2 separate regions of the Homo sapiens genome follow, and region 1 is linked to region 2. Evidence: chromatin loops called from intact Hi-C (ENCODE). Cell type or tissue: endothelial cell of umbilical vein. All regions are shown on one strand. Each heading gives the region's core, and the rest is flanking DNA. Links, peaks and the distances in the headings are about the cores only. Region 1 overlaps CTBP1 (C-terminal binding protein 1). Region 2 overlaps MAEA (macrophage erythroblast attacher, E3 ubiquitin ligase).

The links. Hi-C counts contacts between places; a loop is a spot of excess contacts. Peaks named below come from ENCODE experiments on the same cell type or tissue, not always from the same donor. Only the 100,000 strongest peaks of a DNase experiment are listed, where the experiment ranks them.
Region 1: it touches region 2 in a loop (4-fold over the local background); 3 of 110 quality-filtered maps call a loop at or near these places.

The regions. Positions count from the first base shown.
Region 1 is chr4:1,222,498-1,237,619 of GRCh38, reverse strand. It overlaps CTBP1 (C-terminal binding protein 1), which reads left to right. Exons shown (of 10, transcript NM_001012614.2): 4 at 9,277-9,421; 5 at 12,054-12,260. Among named protein-coding and RNA genes, the nearest start is that of CTBP1, 19 kb to the left of the region's middle. RefSeq lists an enhancer at 3,138-3,693. In endothelial cell of umbilical vein, for the core only: a CTCF peak has its summit at 3,505 (motif pointing right); a DNase peak (open chromatin) is centred at 4,249; H3K27ac peaks cover 2,377 bases.
Region 2 is chr4:1,300,072-1,316,275 of GRCh38, reverse strand. MAEA (macrophage erythroblast attacher, E3 ubiquitin ligase) reads right to left here. Exons shown (of 9, transcript NM_001017405.3): 2 at 4,115-4,297; 3 at 676-879. Among named protein-coding and RNA genes, the nearest start is that of MAEA, 18 kb to the right of the region's middle. RefSeq lists enhancers at 5,566-6,463, 7,361-8,258. In endothelial cell of umbilical vein, for the core only: no CTCF peak of the experiment used is centred there; a DNase peak (open chromatin) is centred at 6,765; H3K4me3 peaks cover 189 bases.

The sequences.
Region 1 (15,122 bases), core at 297-8,296, 76 kb after region 2:
AGGAGGTGAACACCGGGTTTTCCCTGAGCCCCATCAGGAGGTGGACACAGGGTTTGTCCTGAGCCCCATCAGGAGGTGGACACGGGGTTTGTCCTAAGCCCCATCAGGAGGTGGACACGGGGTTTTCCCTGCACACCATCAGGAGGTGAACACCGGGTTTTCACTGAGCTCCATCAGGAGGTGGACACGGGGTTTGTCCTGAGCCCCATCAGGAGGTGGACACGGGGTTTTCCCTGAGCCCCATCAGGAGGTGGACATGGGGTTTTCCCTGAGCCCCATCAGGAGGTGGACACTCGGTTTGTCCTGAGCCCCATCAGGAGGTGGACACCGGGTTTTCCCTGAGCCCCATGAGGAGGTGGACACTCGGTTTGTCCTGAGCCCCATCAGGAGGTGGACACTCGGTTTGCCCTGTGCCCCATCAGGAGGTGGACACTCGGTTTATCCTGAGCCCCATCAGGAGGTGGACACTCGGTTTGCCCTGTGCCCCATCAGGAGGTGGACACTCGGTTTCTCCTGAGCCTCATCAGGAGGTGGACACGGGGTTTTCCCTGAGCCCCACACTCGGTTTGTCCTGAGCGCCATCAGGAGGTGGACACTGGGTTTGCCCTGTGCCCCATCAGGAGATGGACGCTCGGTTTCTCCTGAGCCCCATCAGGAGGTGGACACGGGGTTTGCCCTGAGCCCCATCAGGAGGTGGACACCGGGTTTGCCCTGAGCCCCATCAGGAGGTGGACATTCGGTTTGCCCTGAGCCCCATCAGGAGGTGGACACCGGGTTTGTCCTGAGCCCCATCAGGAGGTGGACATTCGGTTTGCCCTGAGCCCCATCAGGAGGTGGACACCGGGTTTGTCCTGAGCCCCATCAGGAGGTGGACACTTGGTTTGCCCTGTGCCCCATCAGGAGGTGGACACTTGGTTTGCCCTGTGCCCCATCAGGAGGTGGACACCGGGTTTGCCCTGAGCCCCATCAGGAGGTGGACACCGGGTTTGCCCTGAGCCCCATCAGGAGGTGGACACGGGGTTTGTCCTGAGCCCCATCAGGAGGTGGACACTCGGTTTGTCCTGAGCCCCATCAGGAGGTGGACACCGGGTTTGCCCTGTGGCTTCTTGATTCATTTTCAGTTTTTTCCCAGAGAGCAGGTCCTCGGGATGCCAGCTTTTGTGGCGGGGGTGGAGTAAGGTGCTTCCCCCGGCCCCAGTTGCGCGGCGGTCTTCACACGGGCGGTCTCGGCATTGCCCGCGGCCTGGCTTTGGTCCAGCAGTGAGCAGCCTTTGGGCAGCTTTCCTGATTCTTGTTTGCTCAGGAGACCCACAGGCTCCTCCGTGATGAGAACTAGGTTGGTCTGGCTTCTACTTGTAGCCAGGGATCAGTGATTCAGAGCAGCTTTTCCCTGAAGACAGACGAAGAAGCTGGGCCCCCAGGAGCTCACAGGATAGGGCCAGGCCCAGGCTGCAGCCTGGAGAGGCCTATAACCTGCAGGAACGGGCGGGCCTTGCCAACTCTGGCCTGGGGTGTTGGCTGTTCTGGAAGAAGTAGCTGAGAGGCTGAATTTGGCTTTGGTGGCATCACTGGCCTGCTGGGTGTGGGGCCCTGCCGGGATATCCATGGCCTGAAAGGTGACATCTGGAGTGAGGGTGACCTGGACTCTGACGCGCCACACGATCGGCACCCAGCCTGCTGATGTCCAGGAAACCTTGAATCTGGATTTTTGGGGACCCCGCACTGCCGGCCCCAGGTGCCTGGCAAAAGAAGTAAGACGGCCCCTTTAGAGGAAGACAGCGTCAGCCGAGGCCTCGGGTCATTTCTACAAATCACCATCTGGTGCGGGGTCCATCACATGCAAACAGAGGTAACCAGGCAGTCAAGGAGATGCGCAAAACGCAGAAGCCAGGGAAGCAGTGCCACCCGCAGGAGCTCCCCGTGCTGCCCACGAGCCGATCACCCCAGCCCAGCCCCCAGGAGGCTGGGCCAGACACCGACGAAGAGCTGATGACTCTGGAACGGGGCGTAGCAGCGTTAGGGGAGAAAATGAGATGCGGATCTGAGAAAACGGCGAAGCTGATCGGTGGAACTGAGGGGCGGGTTTACCAGCTGACCAGGCGGCAGCGGACAGGAGGGAAGGAGAGAACGCGGGAGAGGGCGAGATGAGGAAGGGTCGCTCTTGCAGAAACTTCAGAACAGGAGAGGGAAGGGGTTGGAAGTGATGATGACAGCAAAACCCTTTCCAAAATGGACGGAAGAAAATCTGATGTTAAAAATGCGCGTGGTCTGCCGGGAGCGTCTGCTGGGGCGTTCGCTCTGGAAGATTCTTCATGGTTTCTCACACGGGTAGATGCGTGCTTGTAATGCAGCCCAGTGGCCACACTCCTTTATCCCGGAGACTCGGAATGCGCGTCCACACACAGACCTGCACGTCATGCTCCCTAGCAGCTTAACTCACCATAGCCCAAACCAGAAGGACGCCCCCCACCGGCTGTCCTTCAGTGGGTGAGTGGCCAGGCAAATGCTGGCCACCTCCCTCGGTGTCCTCCTCAGCAACAGGCATGAACGCTGGGTCCCTGCCACACCCTGGGTGATCTCGGCAGCATGATGGCGAGTGAAGAAGCTGGTTTCAAGGGGTGCACACTGTATGATCTCTTCATCCCCAGGTGATAGGATTAGCGTGACGGAAACAGTGGCCCGGGGTGTAGGTGGGGGGGCCGCCGGCAGGCCGGTGTCTGGAATCGGCACATGGGCACGTTGGCACGTCACGTGGGCATGTCCACACGCATGCAAGGGGCTGTGGGTGAACTGCCCGTGGTGCACACCTGAGGGAGTTGTGTGGCACCAGCTCGGTTTGGACAGTGCCCTTTGTTAGGTACGGTTTTCTCATTGGGAAGCTGGATTTGTATTAAAGATGCACACGTAAGAATAAAAAAGAGGCTCGTAGAAAACTTTTGGTGTCGTAAACAATACTCAAACAGTTTTGCCAACAAATTGGAAAGCTAAGGCAAAACAGATGTTTTTCTAAAATTGCAGTAATCCCAAACTGCCTTGACAGGTTCATATAAAATGCAGATCAGTGGTTGGGGTGGGGCCGGCGTGGGCCCTGGCATGAGACAGACTTCCTGCTCCCCACCCAGGCTGCACAGCCCAGGGCAGAGAAAGGACAACATAAATACACAGAAAACTGCCCCAGGGGATGCAGCTGGATTCTTGGAAGAGACGAGAGTGTTGGGAACCGTCCTGGCATCCTGGAGGGGCCTGAAGCAGCCCCTAACCAGAAGCAGAGCCGGCGCCACAGAAAGGAGCCCCCAAGAACTAGGAGAGCTTGAAATTAAAAACATGAGTGAAAATCTCATAAAAACAGGAAGCTCAAAGACACAGGGACATTGCAGAAGCCAGAGAGGTGAAGAGAAGCCGTGACCTCCCGGGGCTGTGTGTGGAGTCTGCAGGGGCTGCCTGGATGCCGAGTCCGCGTTTCGCAGTGTGTGGTCCTGTGGGAGGACTTGGCTGCCCACGCTTTCTTGCCACTAGGGGTGGCCAAAGGATTGAGCTCCAGAACAGAGGGGAGCAGGGCCTCTCCCTGCCGTCCCCTCCTCGTCCCTGCTGGCTGGAACCCGGGGTAGCCACCTTGGACTGTGAGGGGAGCCACGTGCTGGGAACCGTGGAGCAACAAGGCAGGAGGCAGGGACCCTCGTGGCTGTGGAGAGGGCAGCGGGGCCGCAGGCTCCCTGTCTCCAGGCTTTGGCGTGGGAGGAAACTGAACACCTGCTTTGTGTGCCACTGTTAGTCAGGAATTCTGCCTCCTGGGGCAGAAACTTCCCGCATAGCTGGTTGGAGGTCGCCGCCGTCTGAGTGCCGTGGAGGGAGAGAACGTGATACCGTCAGTGCGGTCACAGGAGGAGCGGGAAGAATGTCGGGGCCTGGGAGGCGCCCCAGTGTTCAGGTTCAGGACTGGGATTTTACTGATACCACGGGTGGGGGATGTCACCCACCGGGACACAAGACTCAGCCCAGCCCCACTCGCCTGCTTTGGAATTTCCACAGGAGAAGGGTTTTCAGCCCAGCACTGCACATCTGATCAAACTGCTGAGCAAGAAAAAGGAAGCCCTGGAGCCTGGAGGCTGCGTCCGGTGTGGGCTGCGGGGCCTGGAGCGGCAGGGCGGCTCCGGGAGGGCACAGGACGCAGTGGCCTGCGAGGACCTGCAGCCAGCTGGACAGTTGCACTCCTGCAAGACAAGCATCTCCACGCCTTGGGGGTGGGGAGGCCACCAGAAAGCTCCGCCAGACAGAGGTGCTGGGGCTGTGCAGGAAACGAAGTGATTAGAAATCCCGGAAAAACACACAAGCAGGCGTTGTCATGGTGACTGGGAAAAACACACAAGCTGGCGTTGTCATGGTAATGGAGTGTAGGACAGGCCTGGAGCCCCTCGGTCTCTTGCTGGCGGCTGGCACAGAGACGGGCTGCCGTGGGCTCTGACCTTAATACCGGGTCACAGTCGCTTCTAGGACCAAGAGGACAGAGACCCCATCACCGTATGCAGGGGCCTGTTTCCAGGCAGACTGCCCAGTGCCCAGCTGAGCCTCGGGTGCAGTGCGACCCCCGCAGGGCATGTCCAGACCCCAGGACCCCCTCTCAGGTCTAGAAGATCCAGTTGGGCAGTGTTGGTACCACCAAGAGTAGACAGGACAGAGGATCAGAGACAATCCCACCCAGCAGGACCCAAGGACTCAGGCAGTGGCTTTTCAGGTGTGTGGGCCGAGGACTGGGGAGTCGGTGAATTCTGGGGCCCCTGGGGTGGCCGTTCAGGAACTGCAGCAGCTCCCCCCACCACAGATGCTCGCTGCCTACTGAAGCGGCCACGTGTTTGAATGAAGAGCAGTTAGAGGAACGCTTGCAAGAGAATGTGTTTATTACCTGAGGTTATGACAATACAGAACATACAATGTTTTCTGTGGAAAATGTGATACTACAGAGGAAAAGGTCACTTTAATTAAATGGCAATTAGAAGTAACAGCATTGCAAGGTGGGGTGCAGCAGCTCACGCTTATAATCCCAGCACTTTAGGAGGCTGAGGCGGGTGGATCACTTGAGGTCAGGAGTTCAAGACCAGCCTGGGCAACATGGTGAAACCTCGTCTCTACTAAAAATATAGAAATTAGCCACGCGTGGTGGTGCGCGCCTGTAGTCCAAGATACTCAGGAGGCTGAGGCAGGAGAACCTCTTGACCCTAAGAGGCAGAGGTTGCAGTGAGCCAAGATCGTGTCACTGCACTCCAGCCTGGGCAACAGAGCAAGACTCTGTCTCAAAAAGGAAAAAAAGAAAGAATGACATAGCAAAATAAATTTAAAAAATAAAAACGGGAGAGGTAGGGGTTGGGTATTTTCAATTTGTGTGCCAGCCTAAGGGTGAATGTCTGATAACACTCAGAGCTGGTGCAGGGGCTGTGCCTGTCATCCCAGCGTATCCAGAGGCCAAGGCCAGAGGATCGCTTCAGCCTAGGAGGTCAAGGCTGCAGCGAGTCATGATTACACCACTGCAGTCCAGCGAGGTCCTGTCTGTAAAATAAGTAAATGAAAAAGTTTATATATTCAAAGACTCCTCCCAATCAGTAGAAACAGAAAAATCCCGACAGAAAATGGATGAGGGCGGTGGCGTTTGGTACAGACAGAGCGGTGTATGAGAACCGGGGTGCGCCTCCTGGGTTCTCACAGGTGCAGCAGGCACCGCCGGTAACCCCTGGCCTGGCCTGCGCTGAGCCCTGCACCAGCCGTGCTGAGGGAGCCTGGGCCTGGCCCTTCATGTGGGATAGAAACGGCCGTGCCGGTCTCGATGGTGCTTTGGCAGTTTCTCTGGAAATCTGAAACCTGCGGTCTTCAGCCCAGCCCCACCCTGGGCCTGCATGTGGCTGCGTGTCGTAGAGAAACATCTGCCCTGATGGTGACCTGATGTGAGCAGCAGTTTCACAGAGTAAGCCACCCCTGTGCACGAGGTCTGGAAAGGTAAGTGCGACGTCGAGTCCTGAGCACAGAAGCAGGTGGCAGAACTGCATGGCAGGAGGTGGGCTTGGCGGGCCCCTTCCTGACCCCCAAGAGCCAGCTGCCACCAGGAGCGTCCTGGGGTCTGTTTCCAGCCCGGTGGCAGCCGAGCTTCCTGGGCACCCAGCTTTCCCCAGCCTGCTCTGAGCACTGGAGTTGAGGGCACTGAGCAGAGTGGGGCTGAGCCCCTGGCGGTGGAGGGGACACATCAGTGGGTGTTGGCTTGAGGTGGTTTCTGGGAGGCTGCTGGGCCCCGATCTAAAGGGACACACCTGGCTGCACCCACCTCCTGCAGACTTTCTCCGTGGGAGACCAATGCAACAGGCGGGGTGGAGCAGCCACGTGGCAGCCACGAGGGGGAAAGGAAGGTAGACCCTGAGGCTGAGCCGCTGTGGCACCCTGGCCTGTGGACCTGTGGATGACGTGGCCGCCACGTGGTAAAGCGCACATGCTAGCAGCTGTGGCCCTGCAGCTGAGCACAGGCCAACCTGGTACGTGGTGGAGGTCGGGGCATGGGGTGCCCCAGCCATGTTCAGATTCCTGTAGTGAGAATGCTTTCACCTAATACTATGTTGTTAAACCTGTATTCAGTAGGGAAAAGGGCAAGGACCTGAAAAAAGTGTATTAAGAATCGTGCACAGGCAAGTGATGAAAGCCTCGTCGGGGAGGCAGCTTGCGCTTCACAGCTCAGCTGGGTGGGCGCGCCCGGAGCCCAAAGGAGGGCCCTTGGCCGGCGCACGCTTCGGCTTCTCCGAGCTTACCTAGATGAGATAGATTTTCATCACGGAAGAGCCGATGCAGGAAGCAACCTTAAGGCTGCGCGGATGAATATTCGTCATATTCACGTGAATCTGATCGCTGTCTCCTCCGAATGTGCGGGAGGTGACGTGCCGCGGTTCAGAATCGACTTTTCGAGGCCCGTGGCCAGTGCTCCGGGTGAAAGCAGGCTGTTGCCTGCGTACACACAAGCCTGTGTGGTGTGGGTCTGTCCAGCCTGTCCATGCCGAGCCTCTGCACACACACTGTGGAAGTGGCCCCTGCACATCCAGCTGCCCAGGCCAGCCCCCCGGGCTCACGTCTGGCACCAGGCCTGTCCCTGACCCCAGGGCCCATCTCCCACTGCGCCTCTGCCCACCGCTCGCATGCGCAGCCCCTCCTGCCCACAGTGGGTGCCGACGAAGCTTCATCTGCAGGTGACTCTCTCTTAGCTGCGGCTGCTTTGCCAGGCTGCCCGAAGCACCTCCTTGGTGTGTGGGCGCCCATCTCCAGTCCACGCAGCGCAGGGGTCTTCCTGGCCGCACCGCTCGCCTCCACCACAGCTGTGCACCAGTCGCCCACTGCTGGCCTCTGCCTGCCCATGCTGTCCTTGTGGCCTCACCCCGTCCACACTACGTCTGGTCAAGTGTGGTACACCAGGGTTCACCCCGTCCACACTGCATCTGGTGCACCAGGGGTCACCCCGTCCACACTGCGTCTGGTGCACCAGGGGTCTGCATGCATGCAGCCTCAAAGCCCTCCCAGGAGGCCCGGGGCAGCCATCAGCCCTGTCCATGAACTGATGAGTGTTACACACACCTGTTCCTCTGTGGTCCGGGTAGATGCCTCCCTGCCTCCTGCAGCCGAGGTGCTCCAACCTTCCCTTCTTCCTGGAGAATGCCCAGGCTAGCCCAGGGCTCCCCTCCCCTGCTGCCCAGCCTCTGCTGTGGCCCTGGTCTGTGTGGTCCTCCATGGTCCTCTCCTCTAGGTCCCCTGCGGTGGGCAGGAGGGAAGGGAGGCTGTGCCAGCCTCAAAGGGAATCATCTGTTCTGGCTAAGCTGGAGGTCCGGGCACTGTAGGAGAAGGGGTTGCAGCTGGGTGGTGAGCGTCTTCCTGGGGGCTGCCCTCACCCTGCCCACGTATGCCTGCCCAACACCAGCTGCTCTGCCCAGGACCCAGGCAGGGTCAGCTCCCACAGGACGCCCTGCGGTCCAGCAACCCAGGCACTGCCGCCCGGGATCCACAGGCTCCATGCTCGGCAGGAAGGGAGGGAAAGACGCCACCTAGGCCCCGGCAACCTCTGTGCTGAGCCTGCGCCATTGATCCGTCAGGAGTACCTGGGGCCCCGCTGGACAGGTGGTGGGTGGGAGTCATGTCCACATGGGAGGCTCACTGGTGTCTCCGGGGACTCGGACATGCCCATGTGGACGAGGCCTGCATGTCCTGGTGTCCTCAGCCACGGCTGTTCGCACAGAGCATCTCTGCACCCGTGGGTGGGCGTTGTCATGCACGGGAGTGTGGGATGGACGTGTGCGGGTGGATGTGTTTGGGTGTGGGTGGATGCGCAGGTGGTGCACACACATCCCCACCCTGTGCCCAGTGCTGCACCTGGTTCTTCGGCCTAGGGCACTTCCTCCACCTGTGTGCCTCTGCACCCCACACTGCCCCTGCCCTCCCTGGGCTGGGGGTAACTGGGAGCCCTTGGCAGGGTGGGGTTGGCCGTGACCACAGCGATGCCATGTACTGGCTGAGTGGAGGCGCCAGGGTTGGGCTGCTGTGCTGTGTGCCAGGTCTTTGTTCGCGGGAGCTGTTCCGGTCTAAGAGTTGTCATGGACACTGAAATTAAAAACGTGACTGTTGTGAACACTGCTCAGACCCAAGCCTCGCCAGCCAGGGGCAGCATTTCTGGGCAGGTTCTTGGGCGACACGGGGGCAGTGCATGCTCCTGTGGATGTATCCTTACGGCTGGGTGGCGTCTGCCTGCCTCCGCCGACGTGCTTGTGTGCCGCGGGGACTTACCACTTTCTACCTGCATCCCCGGGCCTGCAGGTCTCAGGTTCCCTGGCCACCCCACCCAGCTGCACCTGCTCAGTGTCCTTCCTGGGTGTGGCCGCACCCCCCCTCCTGTGTCCTCGCCAGGCGGGACCCCGTTTCTTCCACAAGGCTGAGCAGAGTCTCGGTGGGGCGCACGCTCAAAAGGAGACATCTCAGCCACCACAGTGGGGAGCGGGCAACTCTGACCAGTGCCGGCCTGCAGCCTACATGCGGCTGAGGAGGCTGCGGTGGGAATTGCTGGGACTCAGGACGCCTGGGCAGAGGTTGAGGGGCCGCGCGTGGCGGGGAAGCCTTCATGTAGCCTCTCCCAGTGTCCGGGCTGGTGCTTGGGGAACAAGCCTGAGGGCCACAGGCTAATTTCCCAGCCGGGGCAGCCCCACCCCCGAAGGCCAAGCCCGAGGGTCTTCAGGTTCCGGGCTGAGCCTGTGTGCTTTCTCGCTGCAGGTCCTGAACGAGGCTGTGGGGGCCCTGATGTACCACACCATCACTCTCACCAGGGAGGACCTGGAGAAGTTCAAAGCCCTCCGCATCATCGTCCGGATTGGCAGTGGTTTTGACAACATCGACATCAAGTCGGCCGGGGATTTAGGTAGGCCGGCTCCGAGTTCTCTCCTGTGCCCATTCATGCAAGCTCCGTCCCGTCTTGCTTCGTCCATGGAGGCTTCACTGCCACACTGAGGACCCCGTTGCACATTGCCTGGTGTGGCTGGCGGTGGTTCGTGGTCCCGTCTGGGGCCGGCATGAGGTTGCAGCCATTCAGTTCCTCACAGAGCCTCATCTCAGGGCACTTCCTCTCTTTTGGGCAGCAGGAAATCCAGCTGTGGCTTCACACAGGTCTGCATGCATGTCTGGCTGGTGCCCCTTGCTTGGGTACTGGGACCCTGGGGGTGAGGGCAGGGCCGTCAGTGTATGGCTGTAATAGGGCTCATAGGTCTCTGTCCCGAGACACAGCGGGAACAGCAGCGTGTTGCAACCCAGTACGTGTGCACTCAGCACACAGAACACACACGTCTGCACCTGTGCACTCAGCACATGGATCACGCACACTCAGCACACAGAACACACACGGAACACGCACATCTGCATCCGTGCATGTGCACTCAGCACATGGAACACGCACACTCATCTGCACCCATGCACATGCAGTTAGCACACGGATCTTGCACACTCATCTGCACCCGTGCACATGCACTCAGCACACGGATCACGCACACTCAGCACACAGAACACGCACATCTGCAGCCATGCATGTGCACTCAGCACATGGAACACGCACACTCATCTGCACCCGTGCACATGCACTCAGCACACGGATCCTGCACACTCATCTGCACCCGTGCACACGCACTCAGCACACGGATCACGCACACTCAGCACACAGAACACACACAGAACACGCACATCTGCAGCCGTGCATGTGCACTCAGCACATGGAACACACACACTCATCTGCACCCGTGCACATGCACTCAGCACACGGATCACGCACACTCATCTGCACCTGTGCACACGCACTCAGCACATGGATCACATGCTCATCACACAGAACACATGCACCTCTGCTTGTGCACTCAGCATATGGAACACTCATGGAACACGCACGTCTGCACCCGTGCACCTACACGCACATGGAACATGCACATGTGTCTGCATCCATGTACAGACACTCATTAGAACAAACTTGGGGCGGTGCTTGGCCGTCCTGCTTGGAGCGCACTTTCTGTTTTCTGCCAGGCTCGGTCTGTTTTTTCTCCTCCTCTCGATGCTGGTAACAGGCGAGGTTGTACCCTGCCCTTGCCCACAGTTGGCCAGCGCCTCACGGTTTTGCTTCCCTTTTCCTAGGATACAGTTTATGGCATTGCAAAGTTGGAACCGTCTGTGTTCCTGCGGGGGACGCAGGTGGTGTCGGAAGCCATGCCTCCATCTGGGGGTCTCCTGCACTGGCTTCAGCTGCTTCCGCCGGCGCCCATGGGCCAAACCTGTGTGCCAGCCTCCTCCCGCCTTTGTCTCTGTGGTGGCGTCCCAGGAAGGGCCGGCTGCGGTGTCGGGTGCAGGCCTGGGTGTGTGGTGTCGGGTGCATGCCTGGTGCTTTTTGAGGGGTCCCTGCTGTTTACCATCTCTGTTACCCGTGGAGTTTCCCAGGCCTGGGCTCTGTTCTTCAGCCAGGGATGGTCTGGGGCACCCCTGGGATCTGGCCCACCCTCAGGAGGTCTTTGTTCCAATCTCGTGTGGCGCCTGGCTTGGCTCTCCCTCAGTCTCCCTTGTTTAACATTTTTACGTCCAAGTGAGTTGTGTCTAGGGGCTATGCAGCCCCTGCCTGCGCCGCCCCACATCAGGCCCTCTCCCGGCCCCCGGGACCCCTTGCGGAACCACACGGTCCTGTCCAGCTTCCGGGCCTATGAATGCAGCCCTGTCCTGGCCTCCTGCCCCCTCCTCCTCCCCAGGGAGACGGATGGCCAGTCGGACACAGGAATGCAATCATCCGGATGGGGTGGGAAGTGCCGTGCAGGGGCGGCCCTGGCCAGGGACAAGCCAGGGATGAGGGTAAATAGGCTCAGGGAGGGGCACTGGCTGGGGAAGGGCCTGTCTCTGGGGACAAGGCCGGGAGCGGGGAGTAGGGGTCACACATGGGCGTGCCTGGCCACTCGGGAGAAATGGGATGGACTTGCTTTCCAGGAATGGCTCCAGCTTCAGTGTTACCGACTGCAGGGGTGGGGCATGGAGGGCGGAAGGGGCTTCGGGGCCCGGCTGGGCCTGGGGGAGGCCTGAGGACATGTGCGGATGTCCACGTAGGGGTGTGCAGGCGGGGCCGGCACCCAGATTCTGACCTGGCCACAGCCTCCCAGCAGGGTACCCCCGAGAGGAATCGGGGTGGCGAGGTGACGCGGGGAGACACGTGCTTGTCTCTTCCTGGGCTGCCAGCGCTGAGTCGGGAGGGGTCAGGGCAGCGTCTCACACCCCAGCCCTACCACACACCGAGCAGTTGCCGTGTGTGTGCTGCCACGTGAACCTAAAGTGGAGGTGGGGCTCCTGGAGTTGCTCTGTTGCGCCCGACCTGTGAGCAACGTGTTCATCTCGTGGCCTCCCGGGGTGGCCTTGGGGACACGGCCTTTGGCTTCTTCCTTGGGAAGCTTCAAACCCGCTCCAGTCACGGCGGCCCCGGTGTCCTCCCGGAGGCTGGGCCCGGCCCGGGGGTGACCGCCGTGTCCTTGTCCCCACAGGCATTGCCGTCTGCAACGTGCCCGCGGCGTCTGTGGAGGAGACGGCCGACTCGACGCTGTGCCACATCCTGAACCTGTACCGGCGGGCCACCTGGCTGCACCAGGCGCTGCGGGAGGGCACACGAGTCCAGAGCGTCGAGCAGATCCGCGAGGTGGCGTCCGGCGCTGCCAGGATCCGCGGGGAGACCTTGGGCATCATCGGACTTGGTGCGTCGGCCGCAGCTCCACGCCTGTGTCCCTCCCTGTGTCTGGCGCTGCCGCTCTTCAGCTGTGCCCAGGAGGAGAGGCCCGGGGCGGGGTGGGGCTGCTGCAGGTGTCGGTCCCAACCCAGGACAGGACTGAGTGCGCACAGGCACCAGGGCCCGGGAGTCCCAGGCGTGTGCCCTACGTGCACGGACGTCACAGCACACGTGGGTCTCACACAGGCACACACAGATAACGTACACGGATGCCACAGCACACACAGCCTCACACAGACATCACAGCACGTGGGTCTCATGGGCACATGCAGATAACACACACGGACGTCACAGCACTCACATGGGCTTCATGGGCACATAGATAACACACGGATGTCACAGTACACAGCCTCACACAGAAATCAGAGCACACATGTGGGCCTCACACAGACATCATGGCACACACAGACATCACACACCGATGTCACAGTACACATACTGGCCTGCACGGATGTCATAGATGCCACAGCACACATGTGGGCCTCACAGACATCACAGTATACATGACCTCACGGGCGCACACAGAAATCACACATGGACATCACAGCACAGACGTGGACCTCACGGGCACACACAGATAACACAGATGTCACAGCACACAGCCTCACACAGATATCACAACACACCCATGGGTCTCACACTGGCCTGCACGGACGTCACAGCACACAGGGCCTGCACAGATGTCACACACAACACCACAGCACACATACAGGCCTCACACAAGACATCGTGGCACACACAGACATCACACACGGATGTCACAGCACACACGTGGGCCTCACGGGCCTGCACGGATGTCACACGCCACAGCACACGTGGGCCTCACAGACATCACACACGGACATCACAGCACACACAGGCCTCATGGGCACGCACAGATAACACACAGATGTCACAGTACACACAGCCTCACACAGCACACATGGGTCTCACACAGGCCTGCATAGACATCACACGGACATCACAGCACACACGTGGACCCCACACAGACATCACACATGGACATCGCAGCACACACATGGGCCGCACGGGGACATACAGATGTCACAGCACACACACACGGGTATCACATGGCACACATGGGCACCACACATGGATATCACACCATACACATGACCTCACATGGACACACATTGATGTCAGTCATGGGCACGTACGCAGATAGATACCGGCATATGTGTGGGCACGCACATCAACCACGGTCTAGCATGTGCTCGCCCCTTGAGTCCCCTGGAGCTGGCTGTGTAGATCCTGCTGGGGCCGGGGTTCGGGCAGCCGTGGGCTTCCTCCGTGGTCACCAGCAGCTGCCCCTGGCGCTGGCCCTATCCCCGGGGAGTGGTTTGCCTTTCAGCGACCCCTCGCTCTTCATTTGCCCACTCGCTTTGCAGCCGCCTATCCTGGGCCCAGCACTGTCCTGGGTCCGGCATGCAGCGGTGAACCGGCCCCACACAGCCAGGCCCAGGTTGAGCTCAGAGCGGCAAGCGTGTGCATGTTTGTGCACGTGTGTGTGTGCGTGTGTGAGATCCTGGGAGTAGAGCCATGTCTTAAGGGAAAGTAGAGCTGGGAGAGGCCAGGTGAGGGGCCCCGTGAGGGAGGGGGAGCATCTGGGCGGGGCCCAGGTGTGGGGTGGGAAGGTGCTCCCTGAGAGGGTGGGCGGGGGTGGTGTACCTTTTCTGAAGACTCCCTGGACACCTTGGCCCAGCTGCCTGTCTCCCCAGATCGCGGGTTCCTCAGGAGGCCCCATGGGGATGCAAGGGCCTTGCCATGCCAGGGACTCCCCTTGACCGGCCGGCCCCCCGCTTCCCAAACATCCAGGCAGCCCACTCCTGCTGACCGCTGTCCTTGTCCCGCCAGCGTTTGGGGAATCGGACGTTTCGGGTGGTCTCGGTGAGGCGGCCACACCTAGGTTAGTGGGAGAGGTTGGTTCACGGATGTGCATGGAACACGTGCCTGTCTCTTCCTGGACACGTCTCTCACGGTCTTGCTGGTGCCCCCACCAGGACCCCAGGGCTGGCTGGAGCCTGTGAGGATCCCAGAGCCCTGAGGTGCCTGTTCCTCACACCTCTGCCCATCTGAGGCCTGGGCGGCCCCTCCTATGTCAGGGCCATGGCCCGCATGTGTGGTTTGTTGAGGGGAGGAGGGAGGGTGGGCAGGAAGCCCAGGTTGGGGCAGAGGTCGGGAGGGGCCGGGGACTCGGGGCTCTGTGGACCTTCAGATTCGTGGACTGCCTGCTGGCCTTGTCCAGGGGGCGGTGCCTCCGCTGTCTCCAGAGCAAGCCCACAGGACAGGAGGCGCCTCATGTGTGCCTTGCCTGCAGGTCACCGCCTGTCCTGCAGCCACAGGTCTGACACCTCACCTGAGGTGTACGAGGGACTGTGGGATGTGGGGGGGGTATGGGCTGTGTCTGTGTGGCCAGGGATGTCTGTAGTTCCCCTGGTAAGAGTAGGTGGGTGTGTTGCCCCCAGAGTCATGTGTCCTGTCTCTCCTGGGGTCGGGGTCTGTGGTCCCGGCCCTGAAGGCCCCGGGCTCTTCCCGTGGCCACTCTGAGGCCTGAGGGCGGCGCCTTCCCAGGCTGATTGTGGAGCTGGGCCCAACCAGCCCCTCCCAGGGCCCCGTGCTGAGTGGGGGTTGGAACACCCAGGTCGGGATGCCCTCAGAGGGTAGGGCTGTGGCCACCCCGTTCGTTAAGGACCCCACCTGCCAGGGCCCCCGCCCAGGCCTGGCCTGAGGAGTGTGGGTGGGGACTGCAGGTGCGGGGACCCCGGCGTCCTGAGGAGTGCAGGGTGGACCTGGCAGGTTGTGGGGGTTTACCATGGGCGTTCTGCCCTGC
Region 2 (16,204 bases), core at 2,897-10,896:
AAAGGTGCCAGAGGGCAGCACCGCCCAGCGTCTGCTCAGCTGTAGCCACAGAGGGCAAGGGTGCCACGTGTTTCTACAGGGTGCCACAGAAAACACGGAAAACGCACCCCGCCTGAGATAAAGGCAAAGCTCTCACGAGGAAGCAATGGAGCATGTGTCAGCGCAAAACCCGGGGTACAGGTATCGGGCGGGAAAATCCTAAGCAGGATGTGTGCAGACACCACAGGGAAATGAGAAGAACCTGGAGAGCCGCTTAGACACTGACTTCCTGCCTTCAGAAGGCTAAGTCCCAGGTGCGTTTCCACAAAGGGTCAGGGCCTCTCAGCTGGGGAGGAGGCCCTCACCACAGCGCAGACACACACACGGGGTGGGGGAGAAACACGCACATTGGGGGGGGGGGGGCACACACACGGGAAGGGGACACACGCACACAGGGGTGGGGACATGCACATGGGGGGAGGGGGACACGCACACGGGGAGGGGGACACACACACACACTGGAGGGGGGACACACGCACACGGGGGTGGGGGGAGGGGAACACAAGCATACGGGGGTGGGGGGAGGGGAACACAAGCATGTAGGGACACAGGCATGCCGGGGGACATGCCACAGGGCGGCTGGCCATAGGCCTGGGGCCAGCTGGGGCGCTGTGCCTGCGTCTGGCGGGCACCCACCTCGATGCCGCTCTGGCGCGCCAGCTTGACAGCCGTGTTGTAGTAGCCGCAACGCAGCAGGTGCTCCACCATCATGCGATCCATGCGCTTCCTCTTCCACACGCTGGCCGCCGCGGGCTGGTCGCTGCTATGCTCTTTGAGGTGCTCGATCCGGCGCTTGCACAGCTTGGCGCTCTCGTCCTCGGCCTGGATGGATTCCACCGCCTGAGCCACACACAACAGAGGCACGTTCAGGACAGGGATGCCCCGCAGCCCTGCACCAAGGGAGGCCAGGCTGCCCCAATCCACAACACTCACAAGGAGAAAAGCAGGGATTACGGGACAGAAAAAAAACCGTGCTCTACCGAGTCCGCTAGGCAGGTGTGCCTGGCCCAAGAGCTGCAGACGGAGGCAGTGAAAATCCACCACCCTGGATCTGCAGCTTCTCTCTGCTATTTCTGGCTTTATATTAATATACCCTGAAGCCATGTTGCCAGATGCATACAATTTCAAATTTGCTATGCCTTTCTGGTTAAACTGTTTATCATTATAAGGTGACTTTAAAAAAATCTTTTGCAATACTTTTTTTCTTAAAGTCAATTTTGTTAAAAATGAATCGGGCTAGATAGAAACGTTCCAGGCCTGTGCTGCCCAACACAGCTGCCACCAGCCCACGTGGCTGCCACACACTTAAGGGCAGTGGTGCAACTGAGGAACTGAATTCTTCGCTAAAAATTTGACAGCACACACGGCGACTGACTACTGGACAGATCCAGGATCCGGGCTGGCTTCTTTCAGCACATTCTACCAATTTTGGCTTCCAACTGCTGTGCAGAAATCAGCTGTCCGGCTGTCTGTTGCCCCTTTGGAAGTCATCTTTTGCCCTCAGGAGCTTTTCAAATATTTCTTTGTCTCTGTTTTCTTCAGTTCCACCACGGGAAAATCCCATGTCGGTTTATTTTCACTTACTCTGTGTCGGATTCTGACCTGGTGGTACTCATCAGTTCTGAAACCTTGGTCACTCTCCCCGCACCATCTCTGTCCCCACCCACTGGTGGGCTCTGGTGAAACATGCCACAGGTTTCTGCTCTATTCCATGCTTTACTCTCGCAGCCACTTTGATTTTTCAGTCTCTGTGCTCCATTCTCGATCACCCTCCAGTTCACTAATTCTGTCTTTAGCTTTGTCTGTTAACTGTTAAACTGTTATAGGCAAATGTTGAGTTTTTCATTTTTGGTTATTATATTTCCCATTTCTTGAAATTTTAGTCCCTTTTAAATTCTGAATTTTTTTTTTTTTTTGGAGACAGAGTCTCTGTGCAGGCTGAAGTGCAGTGGTGCGATCTCAGCTCACTGCAACCTCCAGCTCCTGGGTTCAAGTGATTCTCCTGCCTCAGCCTCCCGAGTAGCTGGGACCACAGGCGTACACCATGCCCGGCTAATTTTTTTGTATTTTTAATAGAGACGGGGTTTCGCCATGTTGGCCAGGCTGGTCTTGAATTCCTGACCTCAGGTGATCCGCCTGCCTTGGCCTCCCAAAGTGCTGGGATTGCAGGCGTGAGCCACTGTGCCTGCCCAATCACTTTTTTAAGACAGTGTCTCACTCTGTTGCCCAGTCTGGAGTACAGTGACACAATCTCTGCTCACTACAACCTCGACCTCCTGGGCTCAAGCGATTCTCCTGCCTCAGCCTCCCAATTAGCTGAGACTACAGGTGTGTGTCACCACGCCTGGCTATTTTTTGTAGAGATGGGGTTTTGCCATGTTGCCCAGGCTGATCTCAAACTCCTGGGCTCAAGCAATCTACCTGCCTCGCCCTTCCAAAGTGAGCCACAGTGTCCAGCCTTAAATCACTTTTTATACTGTCTGTTCCCTGCAGAGACTTTCAAACTTTTTTTTGAGATAGGGTCTCGCTGTCGCCCAGCTAGAGTGCAGTGGCATGATCGTGGCTCACTGCAGCCTTGACCTCCTGGGCTCAAGCAATCCTTCTGCCTCAGCCTCCTGAGTATCTGCTGGGGCTACAGGAGGGCACCAGTACGCTTGGCTATTTTTAATGTTTTGTGGAGATGGGGTCTCCCTGTGCTGCCCAGGCTGGTCTCAAACTCCTGCGCTCAAGTGATTCTGCTGCCTCAGCTTTCCACAGTGCTTTCCAGGTGTGAGCCACCGCGCCCAGCCTGCTTCTGTTCTTTAAGCACAGTAAGGTGTGGCACCTGGCAGCCCCTGCACCTGCAGTCCGTGCAGCCCTCTGTCTACTGCCTGCTGGGTCTCCAGTCCATCGTGGTGTCTTGAGACAGGGTCTCACTGTTGCCCAGGCTGTCTCTGTGCTGGACGTTGTACTTGAAAACTGAGAATCTAAGAATCATCTTATGCCCATATTGAAGGTATCCTCCCCAAGAAAGAATCTGAATTGACTCTGCCCGGAGCTGGAAGGCACCACCAGCCGGGACCACCTCACCGGAGTGAAGGCTGAGGGTCTCCAATCATCCCAGTCCTCTGAACGTAGGCTGCAATGCTGTGTCAACGCCAGTCCACTTCTGGTACACCCCACGCTGAGCTGTAGTACCGTGGGGTCCCACCTTCTCTCCACTGGGCCCCACTTTCCAAGGCTTGGGTCATCGGTCCTCACCTCCATCTGGCCTGGCCAACACTCCAGGGGACAACAGCAGTCTCTTGCTGCTCACCTCTGACCCCTGCCCTCCGGTTCTGGCCTGGCGATTCCTTTCGGTTTCATGGTTTATTGGGTATTTTCAGTGCGACGTTTCAAGATATCTCATCCCACTTTCTGGGTGTCTTCAGTGGGCCAGATTAGTCCCAAGGCCCCTGTCCACCAATCCCAGTGACAAGGAACTCCACATGCTCCTTGGAGGTGAAATTCCATCTAAAAATAATCGATCAGGCCGCGTGCAGTGGCTTACACCTGTAATTTCAGCTTTGGGAGGCCAAGGCAGGTGAATCACCTGAGGTCAGGAGTTCGAGACCAGCCTGGCTAACATGGTGAAACCCTGTCTCTACTAACAATACAAAAATTAGACGGGCGTGGTGGTGGGCGCCTGTAGTCCCAGCTACTCGTGAGGCTGAGGCAGGAGAATCGCCTGAACCCCGGAGGTGGAGGCTGCAGTGAGCTGAGATCGCACCACTGAACTCCAGCCTGAATGACACAGTGGGACTCTGTCTCAAAAAAAAAAAAAAAAAAAAAAAATCAATCAACCTGCTATACATCCTGGTCTCCCTGTGGCCTGGACTCTGGACACTCCTGGAGCAAGACAACACGGTCCCTACAGGAACAGGAAGCTGGCCTGCTCAGCCGACAGTGGCCCCAGAAGGCAGACAGCAGGGAAGGGGGCCCCCAACCGCACCTCCCGCGTTCCCATCATTGCAGCTTGCCTGTCTTAGGACTCATTTTCGAGACAAAAGGGGTGTCCATGCCCCAGACTGAAGAGGGACCGCCAGGCGGGACCAACCTTCCTCTTGAGGACGCTGAGCTTCTCCACCACGCCGTCCAGCAGGCTGACCACGGAGTCCACGGCGGGGCAGCCGCTCAACGTCTTCTCCAGCTCGGCCACCACCATGGTGACGTGGCTGGTCTCCCGGTCAATGTTCTTCTGAGCGGCGCGAAAGCGTTTGTTCAGCGTCTCGTAGGGCACCTGGAGAGGAAGGAGGATGGTGAGGGATCTGCTCCCCTGGTGTGAGCCCCACCAGCCCCACACCCAGGACACACCAGGTCTCCTCATGGCACTTGTAGAGGCAGAAGTCTCAGAAGGTTCATGGTCTCAAAAGTATCTACTCTAAACCTCAACCAAGACCCACAAAAGCCCTGCTGAACGGAGAGCCACTCCACATCCCTGGATGAGAAGCAACCCCAATTTTTGCCAAAAACATTGTACGTGTATGTTGACAAAATAATCCCAAAGTTCATCCAGAATAACGAACAGTTAAAGAAATTTCCAAACAGGAGAGGAGTGACCGGGGTGTGAGGCTATCAGACGGTAAAACACAGGCCTGGCCGGTGATCAGCCAGGCTGCTGCGGCTGCAGGCGCCACCACACGAGGCCAGGCCGGGCAGGGACAAGGGTGCATGGGGCGTGGGCTCCACACGGGCTGGGGTTGGGCACAGCAAGCCTCACACACGCACGGGAAGCCACAAGTGCACGACCCACACCTCTCCTGTGTGACAGCGTTTGCCTTCCCCAGTCGTAAGAACCATCCATTCCCTGTGGAAATAAGCCAATCAAGGAGAATCTTAAAGTCGTTGTTAGTTTTCTGTCCCTCTGAGAGAAGCGCTGCTGAGTTCTTCTCCGCCCGTTTCCTGTGCTCTACGGTTTGAAAGCGGCACGACAGAATCACGCCCCAGCGCTCCCCGGCCTCCGTGGCCGGGCTCCCGCAGGAAACACCACCTGCGGTCCTGGCTGCACTGGTGGCCGGCAGCTCACCACACAGCGCATCAGCAACACGGCCGTGCTGCCGCCCAAGAGCAGTGGGCCCAACTCTGCCGTCGCAGCTGTGCCAGAACAAGCGCTCCACCTCGCCTCCTCTCCAGCCGTGCCCAACCATGGGAGGACAGACTCTCGGGTACCGCCTGCTCCCCCGGCCCTGGGCACGCCTCGACCTCGTGTCAGCCACTGTGCTTAGCCGTGAGGCCACGTGAGGAAGGCAGGGCTGCAGTGAGGGAGACCTGGACGCAGCTCAGCGCTTGGGCTTCCCAGAAGTAGGGACAGCCAGGGCAACAGAGACAGGACTGGCCTCAGCCGAGGAAGGAGCCACACAGCAGGGCTCTTCCCTAGACTCACTTTCCCCCCGAAAGCAGGGGCAGGAGGCGGGTGGCAAGGCCGGCCCTGAGCCCGTTCCCCCGGCTGCCACTCCCCACTCGGCCTGGCCCCAGCTGCCCTCCACTCAGACATCCCCCAGCGCCGACGTGGACCCACCGCGGGTGACAGGGTGCACACGCTCTCGTCCACACCAGACAGCCACACAGGAGGCTTTGCAAATGGCAGCCAGCATCACCGTCTGCTACCGAGCAGGACTCACCCTTGCTGGTGAGCAAATGAGTCAGGATGTTGAGAAGGAGGGCAGGGAAGCTATCAAGACACAACACGCTTAACCAACTCACAAAGCAGTGACAACAGGAGACGGACTCGAAGCCAGGCACCGTGTGTGGCATCTGGAACCAAGCTTGCTGGTGCCACGCAGCCTGGGGTCCCATCATCCACACTGCCTGCCTTCAAGATTTCTCCCAAGGATTCGGCACTGCTTAGGAAAGACGGGAAAGATTCTTTTCGTCTGCTCTACATCTAGTGGATGGGAAGTCACAGCAGACAGCACTTCAGCTCTCCATAAATACCTGACCAGTGCAAGCGAGCTCAACGAGACCCACTGGGGAAGGCCCCCCCGAGGCCCTGACACCACAGCCCGACACCGGCCTGCAGGACTCTCCCACTGGAGACCCTATCTGAGTGTGTCCTGCCACGAGGTGGAATTTCTAAAGGACGCAAGGCATATACTCAGTCTTTGCTCTGCCTGTGCAGGCGCCTCACAAGAGCAGGACAGAAAGTCTTCGCCATTAGACCATTAGACAAAGCGGCACAACCACCCTCGCTCGCGCGGAGGAACCCACACAGCATCCGCACACCAGCACATTCCAGACCGCCACCAGAAAAGGAAAGGCCTCTCTGGACGTCCCTTAGCTGCATTCAAGTTCTACGCGGGAACGGGGCCTTTCTGGACTTTCCAACCCCTGCCGGGCCGTCCGCCTCACCGCGGTGCTGACGCTGCTCAGGCACAGGGCAGAGCTCCGGGCAGCTGGTGTGCTGCAGACAGGAACCCTTTGCTCCCAGTGCAAGGGAAAAGGCCCTGCCCAGAACGCGCCACGGTTACGCAGAACGCAGGCATGAAGGAGGCCGGGGAGGGGCTCACCGGGGCCACGGTGTCTTCACAACTGGAAGACCCCACCTCCCTGCCAGTGGCTCTCAGGGTCCACATCCAGCCGCTTACTCCTCAGGCCTCCCACGCCTCTGCGCACGCTCCTCCCACCTCCCTGCCTCTGCTCCTCCTCCAGCGCTGGCCCGGGGCTATCCAATCTGAGTTCAGGGGATGAGCGCAGCACCCCCTCTCCCTCCAGCAGGGCAGCTGCTGACCCAGACAGCAGCTCCTCCCCACATCCACGCCCCCCAGAGGAGCCAGGCCAGCCCCGGAAAGCACCGCCTCCTCTTCCGGGGGACTCAGCACGTGACTCCGGGCCCTAAAAGCTCCCCTCCACTGGCCTGGGCTGGCTGGTTAGCAAGAGCCCCTTCACAGGCTCCTTAAAGGGCATTTGGTGACCGAGTGAGTGGAATTTCAGAAATGCTAAAGACTCTAACTCGAGCCAAATTATCACTCAAGAATGAGGACAAACTGAAGTTACTTTCAGATACGCAAGGGCTGAAAGCTGAGCACACACAAACCTTCCTGGCAGAAAAACTACTCAGAAATATTGCTTAGTGATCAAACACAATAAATCCGTGGACAAAGACAATGTAAGACACAAGAAACAGCAATGCAGAGAGGGGCCAGCAGATTCTAAGACACAAGAAACAGCACTGCAGAGATGAGCCCGCAGAAGATACAGCTCGCCCAAATGAGGACAGGCAACCTCACAGACCGTATCATAGGAAGAACAGTGAAAAGGGGCAAAGCATTAAAAATAGATTCCTAATAGCACAGGCAACAGAAAGAGACAAATGGGACTACATCAAACTTAAAAACTGCAGAGCAGGAAAAACCAACAGAGTAAAAAATGGGAAAAAATAGCTGCAACCCAGGGATCTGCATATGGAGCTACTATCCAGAATGCACTTTTAAAAACGCCTACAACTCCACAACCAAAGGAAATATCCAATTTTAAAATGGGTGAAGGACTTAGACACTTGTACAGAGAAGATAAACCAATGGCCAAGCGGCACATGACAAGATGCTCCACACGACCAACCACTGCTCAGGAGACACAAGTGCAGACGTGAGGCATCACCTCGTGCCCGTTAGGACGGCGATCACTCAACACCGAAAGCTATGCCACGGCAGGAAGCGGAGCAGCGGGACACGCGTGCAGTGCCAGGGAACGTGCCCGGCGCAGCGTGTAGAGCAGCGAGGCAATTCCTCAGAACGTTAGGCACAAGGCTCCTGAGTCCCCAGTAGGCCACGAGAACTGAAGGCAGGGTCCCAGGAGGTATCTGCACACCTGTGTTCATGGCAGCCACGAGGCAGAAGCCACCCACATGTCCATCACCAGGGGAATGAAGAAAGAAAACGTGGCAGTCACACACCACATAACGACATTTTGGTCAACAACAGACCGTGCAGGTGATAGTGGTCCCATTAAGATTAGGATACTGCATTCTCACTGCACCTTTTCTATGTTTCGATGTGTTCCATGCAAAACACCACCGTGGAACAGCTGCCTGCAGTATTCAGTGCAGTGACATGCTGTACAGGTTTGCAGCCCAGGAGCCACAGGCTGTACCACGGTGCGGGCGTGCAGCAGCCACACCATCTGGCTCCTGTTAGTTCATTCCACGATGTTCACACCGCAAAGTCGCCTAACGATGCATTTCTGAGAGTTTTTCCATGTAAGTGACACATGACCGTATCTGCACAGGTAATGGTTCATTTCAGGCATCAACTTGATGGGATTTGGGATACCTAGAGAACCTGTGAAGCATTACTTCTGGGTGTGCCTGTGCGGGTGTTTCCAGAGGAGACTGGTGGGTGAGTGGGAAGATGTCCTCCAGGTAGGTGGTGCCATCCAGTCCGCTGGGGCCCAGACAGAACAAGAAAGTCAGAGGATAAGCAATTTCCTGTCCCTCCTGGAGCTGGGATCCTGCCCTTTGGCATCAGAACTCCAGGGTCTCTGGCCTTTGGATGTTGGGACTTACACCAGCATCCCCCCAGGGTTCTCAGGCCTTTGGCTTTGGACTGAGCCACGCACCAGCTTCCCAGGGTCTCTGGGGTGCAGGTCTGCTGCGGGACTCAGCCTCTGTAATCACACAAGCCAGTTCCCCAATAAATCCCCTCATCTACCTCTATATATTATGAGTTCCGTCCCCCTGGGGACAAGTAACACAATACACAGTGGAACAGTATTCAGCCTTTTAAAAGAAGGCAATCCTCTCACTCACTGTAACATGGGTGAACCTTGAAGACATTATGCTAAGTGAAATAAGTCAACCATGAAAAGACAAATCTGCTAACTCTGCTTGTATGAGGTATCTCACACAGTCCAACTCTTAGACACATAAAGCAGAATGGTGGATCCCAGGGGCTGGGGTGGGGAGGAGGCAGTTTTGTTCAATGGCTATGGAGTTTCCGGTTTGCAAGATGAGAGGGTCATGGTGATATAGATGGTATGACTGTACTGTGTGCTTACGGAACGGTGTCTACGCTATAAATGGATAAAGTGGTTGCTGTATAAAATGGTTGATGGCAAATTGTATACATATATAACAGTATCTTTTTAAATTAAAAAATGTTAACAAAAATTCTAATGAATTTTGATAAATGGCACCTGACTGCCAGACTTCTCATAAAGCTAGAGTGCTGAAGCCAGTACAGCACTGGTCTAGGAATGGATGCAGGGGTCAATACAGGGTGGGGAACCCAGAAAAAGACCCACAGGCAGGGTCCATTTACATACAGCCAAGGGGCCAAGGCAACTGAGGCGAAGGACAGTCTCTGCAACAGCCAGGACAGGGAAGGGATGGCCCTCAACCCAAACCTCACATCCCATGAAAAGTGCCTCCGAATGGATCACGGACCTAAACACAAAAGCTCAAACTGTGAAACTCCTTAGAAGGAAACAAGGGAGAAAATCTTTGCATCCTTGAGACAGGCAACAATTTCTTAGAAGGATACAAAATGTACCAACTGTAAAAGAAAAATCCATCCTCTGAACCTTATCAAAATTAAAACTTCTGCTCTTCAGAAAACAATGTAAGAAAGTTAAGAACACGAGCCATGGACTGGGAGAAGGCCTTCACAGCACAGCTGACAAAGGGCTTCCATCTGGAATACAGCCAACTCCTGCAGCCTCAGTATTACGACAAGCAAGCCCCCCAACCCACTTTTCTTTTCTTTTTTCTTGAGACACAGTCTCACTCCATCACCCAGGCTGGAGTGCAATAGCGTGATCTCGGCTCACTGCAACCTCCGCCTCCCGGGATCAAGTGATTGTCCTGCCTCAGCCTCCTGAGTAGCTAGGACTACAGGTGCCTGCCACCTCGCCCGGTTAGCAATCCCATTTTTTTAATGGGGAAAAGGTTTGAACAGGAACATCACAGAGAAGTTCTATGAAGGGCAGGTAATCTCCAGGAAGACGTGCAACATCATGAGTCATCAGGGAAATGCAAATTAGACCACAGCGGAAAGCGCGATGGTGAATTTTATGGGTCCATTTGACGCTGCCAGGTTCCCCAACAAACATTTGGCCAAGTATTATTCTGGGTGTGACTGTGAGAGCATTCTGGGATGGGATTAATATCTGAATGGGTAAACTGAGGAAAGCCCACAGCCTTCCCCGTTGGGGAGGGGCCCTGCCCAATCTGCTGAGGACCTGAAGGGAAAGGCAAGGCTGGGTAAGAAGGAATTCCTCCTGTGGGCGGGGCATGGTCTTTTCTGGCCTTTGCACTTGGACTAAAACCCTGGCTCTTCTTGGATCTCCCGCCCGCCCGACAGCTTCCGGGTTAAAACTGCTACTGTCAGCCCTCTTGGTTCTCAGGCCTTGAGACTGAGACTGGAACTACATTTCAGCTCTCCTGGGTCTCCGGCTCGGGACTTAGCTTTGATAACTGCACCAGCCAATTCTTTGTGACACAGCTCCTTACACGCACGCGTGCGCACGTGCACGCACGCACACTCCCACACACGCGTGCGCACACACACATGTGGGTGCCACTGGCTCTGTTTCTCTGGAGAACCCCGGCACCCAGAAGAACAGTTCCAAGTCAAGAGGCCGCCACCACATGCTGGTGGAGCCGGGATACCTGGACTCTTGCTGGCAGCAGTTCTGATGATCCTTCTGGAAAAAGCGCTTAGTTCTTTAAAAGGTAAAGACACCTACCAGATGACTCAGCCATTCCACTCCCAAGAAAAATGGACATACAATATCCACATACAGGTGCAGGAATGCTTGTTCACCACAGTTCCAATTGTCCATTGACCAGGATGGGTAAACAAACCACGGTGTGTCCACACCGAAGAGTCCTCCAGCAATCAGACGGAGGGCCGCGCCGCCTGGAAGCAGCGGGGCACAGCAGCACAAGCAGGCTCCACTCACAAGGCACCCTCACCAGGGCCGGGCTCACCTAGTGCAGCGGCTTTCCACAGGGACCACTTGCTCCCCAGGGGACACCTGGCAATGTGTGGAGACCTTTTTGATTTGCCACAAGTGGAGCATGGCTGTGAACTGGGCAAACCGCAAGAGGAAATTAACTGGAACAAAGAAAACCTTAACGATCCACCAAAAAAAAAATGAAAAAATGAAGACAAAAGCATGGGAAATAGAAAGCAAAATAAGATGGTGAAGAGAAGTCCACGGTATTAATAATCATCATAAATCTGGATGGCTATGGAAAGACAGAAACATCAGTACAACTTTTTTGTTTTTAAAACATCTCTGAGAAACCGAAGCAGATAAAAAAAGGATAAAGCCACAAAGCAGTACCATTCAGTAGAGTATAGCGTGAGACACATTTGTATAGTTTCAAATTCAATAGAGTATAGCGTGAGACACATTTGTAGAGTTTCAAATTTTCTAGTAGCCATAGTACAAAGAAACACATGAAATGTGTTTTAATATATTTTATTTAACCCAATTTATCCCGAATATGTTCATTTAAACACTTAACATAAATTACCAGGGGCCGGGCGTGGTGGTTCATGCCTGTAATCCCAGCACTTTGGGAGGCCGAGGTGGGTGGATCATGAGGTCAGGAGATGGAGACCATCCTGGCCAACACGATGCCCCCGTCTGTACTAAAAATACAAAAAAATTAGCCAGGCGTGGTGGCGGGTGCCTGTAGTCCCAACTACTCGGGAGGCTGAGGCAGGAGAATGGTGTAAACCCAAGAGGCGGAGCTTGCAGTGAGCAGAGACCACGCCACTGCACTCCAGCCTGGGCGACAGTGCGAGACTCCGTCTCAAATAAATAAATAAGTAATTTTCAGGGCCAAGCATGGTGACTCCTATCTGGAATCCCCGTGCTTTGGGAGGCTAAGGTGGGAGGACTGCTTGAGGCCAGGAGTTGGAGACCAGCCTGGGCAACATAGAGACACCCCCGTCTCTACAAAAAAAAATACAAAATAAACAAACAATAAATAATCATTAGATATTTTACATTCTTTACCCTCTTTGTACTAAACCTTTGAAAGCTAGGGCATACTTTACATTGACAGCACACGACGATTTGGACCAGCAACATCTCAAGTGCTCAACAGCCACATGCGGCTCACAGAAAACACACTGGTGAGGTGAAGGAAACTGGAGCCACACGACTGACAGGGGGAGGAGGGTGCGTGGGGTTTGACGGGAGCTACAGAACCTGGGCCTCACCCTTCAACCCAGGTATTCTACTTCTATGGACCTGGACTAAAAACTCCCGACTCCTGTGTGCAGAGCTACACACCACGGACGCCCCCTGCCCTGCCCGACCCCCACCCTGCCCTGCCGGACCCCCCTGCCCTGCCCGACCCCCACCCTGCCCTGCCGGACCCCCCTGCCCTGCCGGCACTGTGCAAGCATGCTCTTCAGTTGTCTATTAAGCTGAATCATACAAAAAATCCCAATGTCATTTTTAATTTTACCAATTTTTACTGATACAATTCACAGGCCGTAAAATTCACCCCTTTAATATGTACAATTTAGTAGTTTTTAGAATAAGCACAAGGTTGTACAAACCACTCTACTTCTAGATTTTCATCACTCCAAAAAAGGAACCCGCTGTAGTCCCCTCAGACCCAGGCAATCAACCACCAACCAATTCCATATAAATGGAATCACACGTGATGTGGACTTTTGTATCTGGCTTTTCTCACTTAGCATGTTTACCAGGTTCACCTGTGATGTGGCATACAGCGACGCTCCACTCCTCTTCATGGCTGAATGGTCTTCCGTGGTATTCGTATACCTATTTGTTTAGGAATTCACAACTGATGGACCTTTGGCTGCTATCGAGAAGGACATGACATTCTTTTTTTTTTTTGAGACAGAGTCTCACTGTCGCCCAGGCTGGAGTGCAGTAGTGCGATCTCAGCTCACTGTAACCTCTGCCTCCCCGGTTTAAGTGATCCTCCTGCCTCAGCCTCCCAAGTAGCTGGGACTACAGGTGCACGCCACCATGACCGGCTTTTTTTTTTTTTTTTTTTTTTTGTATTTTTAGTAGAGACGGGGTTTCACCATGTTGGCCAGGACGGTCTCAATCTCCTGAGCTCATGATCCACCCGCCCCAGCCTCCCAAAGTGCTGGGATTACAGGCATGAGCCACCACACCCGGCCCGAGGATGACATTCTTAAGAGTTTCTACTGGTCTTGGGGATAAGCTGAGGAGGGGAGCTGCCAGGTCCTATGGTAACTCCGTGTGTCACCTGAAGAACGGCCAGGTTGTTTTCCGAGGTGGCTGCGTATGAGGATTTCAATTCCCCACATTCACACCCAACAACTCGCCATTGTTTTTGCTACAGCCCTTCTGGTGGGGTAGGAAGCAGCACCTCACTGTGGTTTTGGTTTGTATTTCCCTAAGGATTAATGATGTGCTTAGTGGCCATTTGTATATCTTTGCAGAAGTTTGCTAAAATTGTGTGCTCATTTAAAAAATGTTTTCTTGGCTGGGCGCGGTGGCTCACGCCTATAATCCCAGCACTTTGGGAGGCTGAGGCGGGCGGATCACGAGGTCAGGAGATCGAGACCAACCTGGCTAACACAGTGAAACCCCGTCTCTACTAAAAATACAAAAAAATTAGCCGGGCATGGTGGCAGGTGCCTGTAGTCCCAGCTACTTGGGAGGCTGAAGCAAAAGAATGGCGTGAACCCGGGAAGCGGAGCTTGCAGTGAGCCGAGATGGCGCCACTGTACTGCACTCCAGCCTGGTGACAGAGTGAGAATCCAACTCAAAAAAACAAGTTTTCTTTTGCCTTTGTATTAATGAACTAGAAGAGTTCCTAACCTATTCTGAATACTAAACCCTTAACAGATATATGACTGGCAAACATTTTCTCCCTGTTCTGAGCAGCTGTCTTAGTCAGCTCAGGCTGCTGTAACAAAAATATCACAGACTGGGCAACTTAAACAGCAAACACTGATTTCTCACAGTGTAAAGTACTTTTGTTGCATCTATTGAGATGATTATGTGGTTGTTGTCCTTCATTCTATTAATATGATACACGACATTGATTTTCACACGTTGAACCAACTTTGCATTTCTGGGGGAAATCCTACTTAGTCCTGACACATAATCCTTTCTATATTTTGTTTTCTTAGATTTTCTTAGTTTTCTAAGATTTTGTTGAATATTTTGGCATCTATTTTCTCTCATCTGGAACAATGGTCTATGGTTTTCTTGTGATGTCTTTGTCTGGTTCAAGGTTATATCAAAGTTATACTGGCCTCATAGAAGGAGGTGGGATGTAATCCCTCCTTAACTGTTTTTAGAAGAGTTGGTATAAATCCTTCTTTAAATGTTTAACAGAATTCATCAGTGAAACCATCTGGTCTCAGGCTTTTCTTTGTGAGGTTTTTTGTAGTAACTTCACCTGTTATAGGTCTATTCGGTCATCACTTTTAACTTACAAAAATAACAACTGTATATGATTCAACCTAACACTTTTTTCCTTCTACACATTTTGTCTGTGTCCCTTGTCCAGTGCTTATTTATTTTTACTTATTCACTTACTTATTCATTCATTCATATAGGGCGTCACTCTGCTGCTCAGGCTGGAGTGCAGGGACACAATCATGGCTCACTGCAGCCTTGAGCTCCTGGCTCAAGTGATACTCCTGCCTCAGCCTCCCAAAGTGCTGGGATTACAGGCATGAGCCGCTGTGCCTGGCTTGGTATTTGCTTTTAAATTCTGGTTCTATCTTTTCTGGTTATACCAAAGAATTAAACTTTTATTTATCACATCTCCCCAATTTTTCCTAAGTAATTTGTTGCATTACAGCTTTTTATGTTCACGGGATTTCTCTACTTAGCGAATGTTAAATTACATCTCCTCCAGTACATCTTCCCCTTTGGTGACTCACAGCAGTAATCCTCCCTGATTTCGTCACTGAAACAGAATGTGGCAAGCAGTGTGAGTGGAGACATGCGTGAAACGTCTGCACCTGCCCGCCCGCTGCCCCCACACGGTGCCATCAGCTTCAGGATGCGCTTCCTCAAACCTTCTCCAGCGTTTGCCGTGCTTCTGACAGAATTTGCTGACAAAACGCAACGCATTTCAGTGTGTCATCATCATGTTTTCACCAGCACGGGAAGGAAGAATTTCCCCAATGCATGAGGCTCTTTGTCTTTTGCAATTAACCAGAAGAGGTTTCTAAATATTGATCACGAAGCTCATCACAGGGCCAGAAGTGCTGGATTAAGCCCTGGGTGGCAGTTTACATCCCTCTCCGTCCTGGAGGGGCCAGTCTCATGTTCTGGTGCGGGGCATGTAATCACGGTGGCTTCCTGCCATCCTGAGCTAATCTCCCCAAGCACAGCACATACCCTGAGGGAGGCTCACCAAGGAAAAACGCTTCGAATCCCCTAAGAGGCTTCTTGAAAAAATGACACTTCCAGTCAACTTCTGAGGGGATGTAACCAGATTGATGTTGCGCCCTACAAAGCTCGCAGTGGCAAGAGTGCTGTCGGCCCTGAGCTCTGCGCTCCCTGTTGTGTGCACGCCCAGTTAGGCCCAGCCTTAGCCAGCCACTTCCTTGCAGGAACCTTTTAAAGCCACTGGTCCGTCTTGGAAAGGGTATGCGACCTGCGGCAGCGGCACACACGCACGCCACGCAGCCCCAGCCTCGGAAGCCGGCAGCACGGAAGAGCCGGGGCCGTGCCCCACGCGGTCCAGTGCCCTCATCCCCAGGTCACTCCCTGACCAAACAACAGAGACTGCAAGCGGGCAGGAGTGTCAGTTCATAATCACAACATCAGCAGAGCTTCCTCTCTCACCTTTCCATAAAGTATTTCAAAGGGAGCCAGCTGTTCTGCCACAAGGTCACAACTTTGGCAGTTACATACCTGGCTGTGGTGTCTGGCAAGGCCCAGCCCTTCTTGGTGTCCCTTTCATTATAAATAAGAAATATTTATCAAACACAAAAAGAACAATATGATATCATTACGGTTTTCATGCAGAAACACGGCATCCTCTGCTAGTGCCAATCTTCCTTCGGGCCTTTCCTGAAACAGCTCCGTGGCAGTCAGGCTGCCTGCTAAGGATGCTGTTGGATCGTCTGTCTCTGCTGCTTTGGGTTATGGTGAATGGGATGTGTTCTAACTGGCTGGCGGTGATATAGAGGGTGGCGACTGGGTTTCGTGCACTTACTGTATG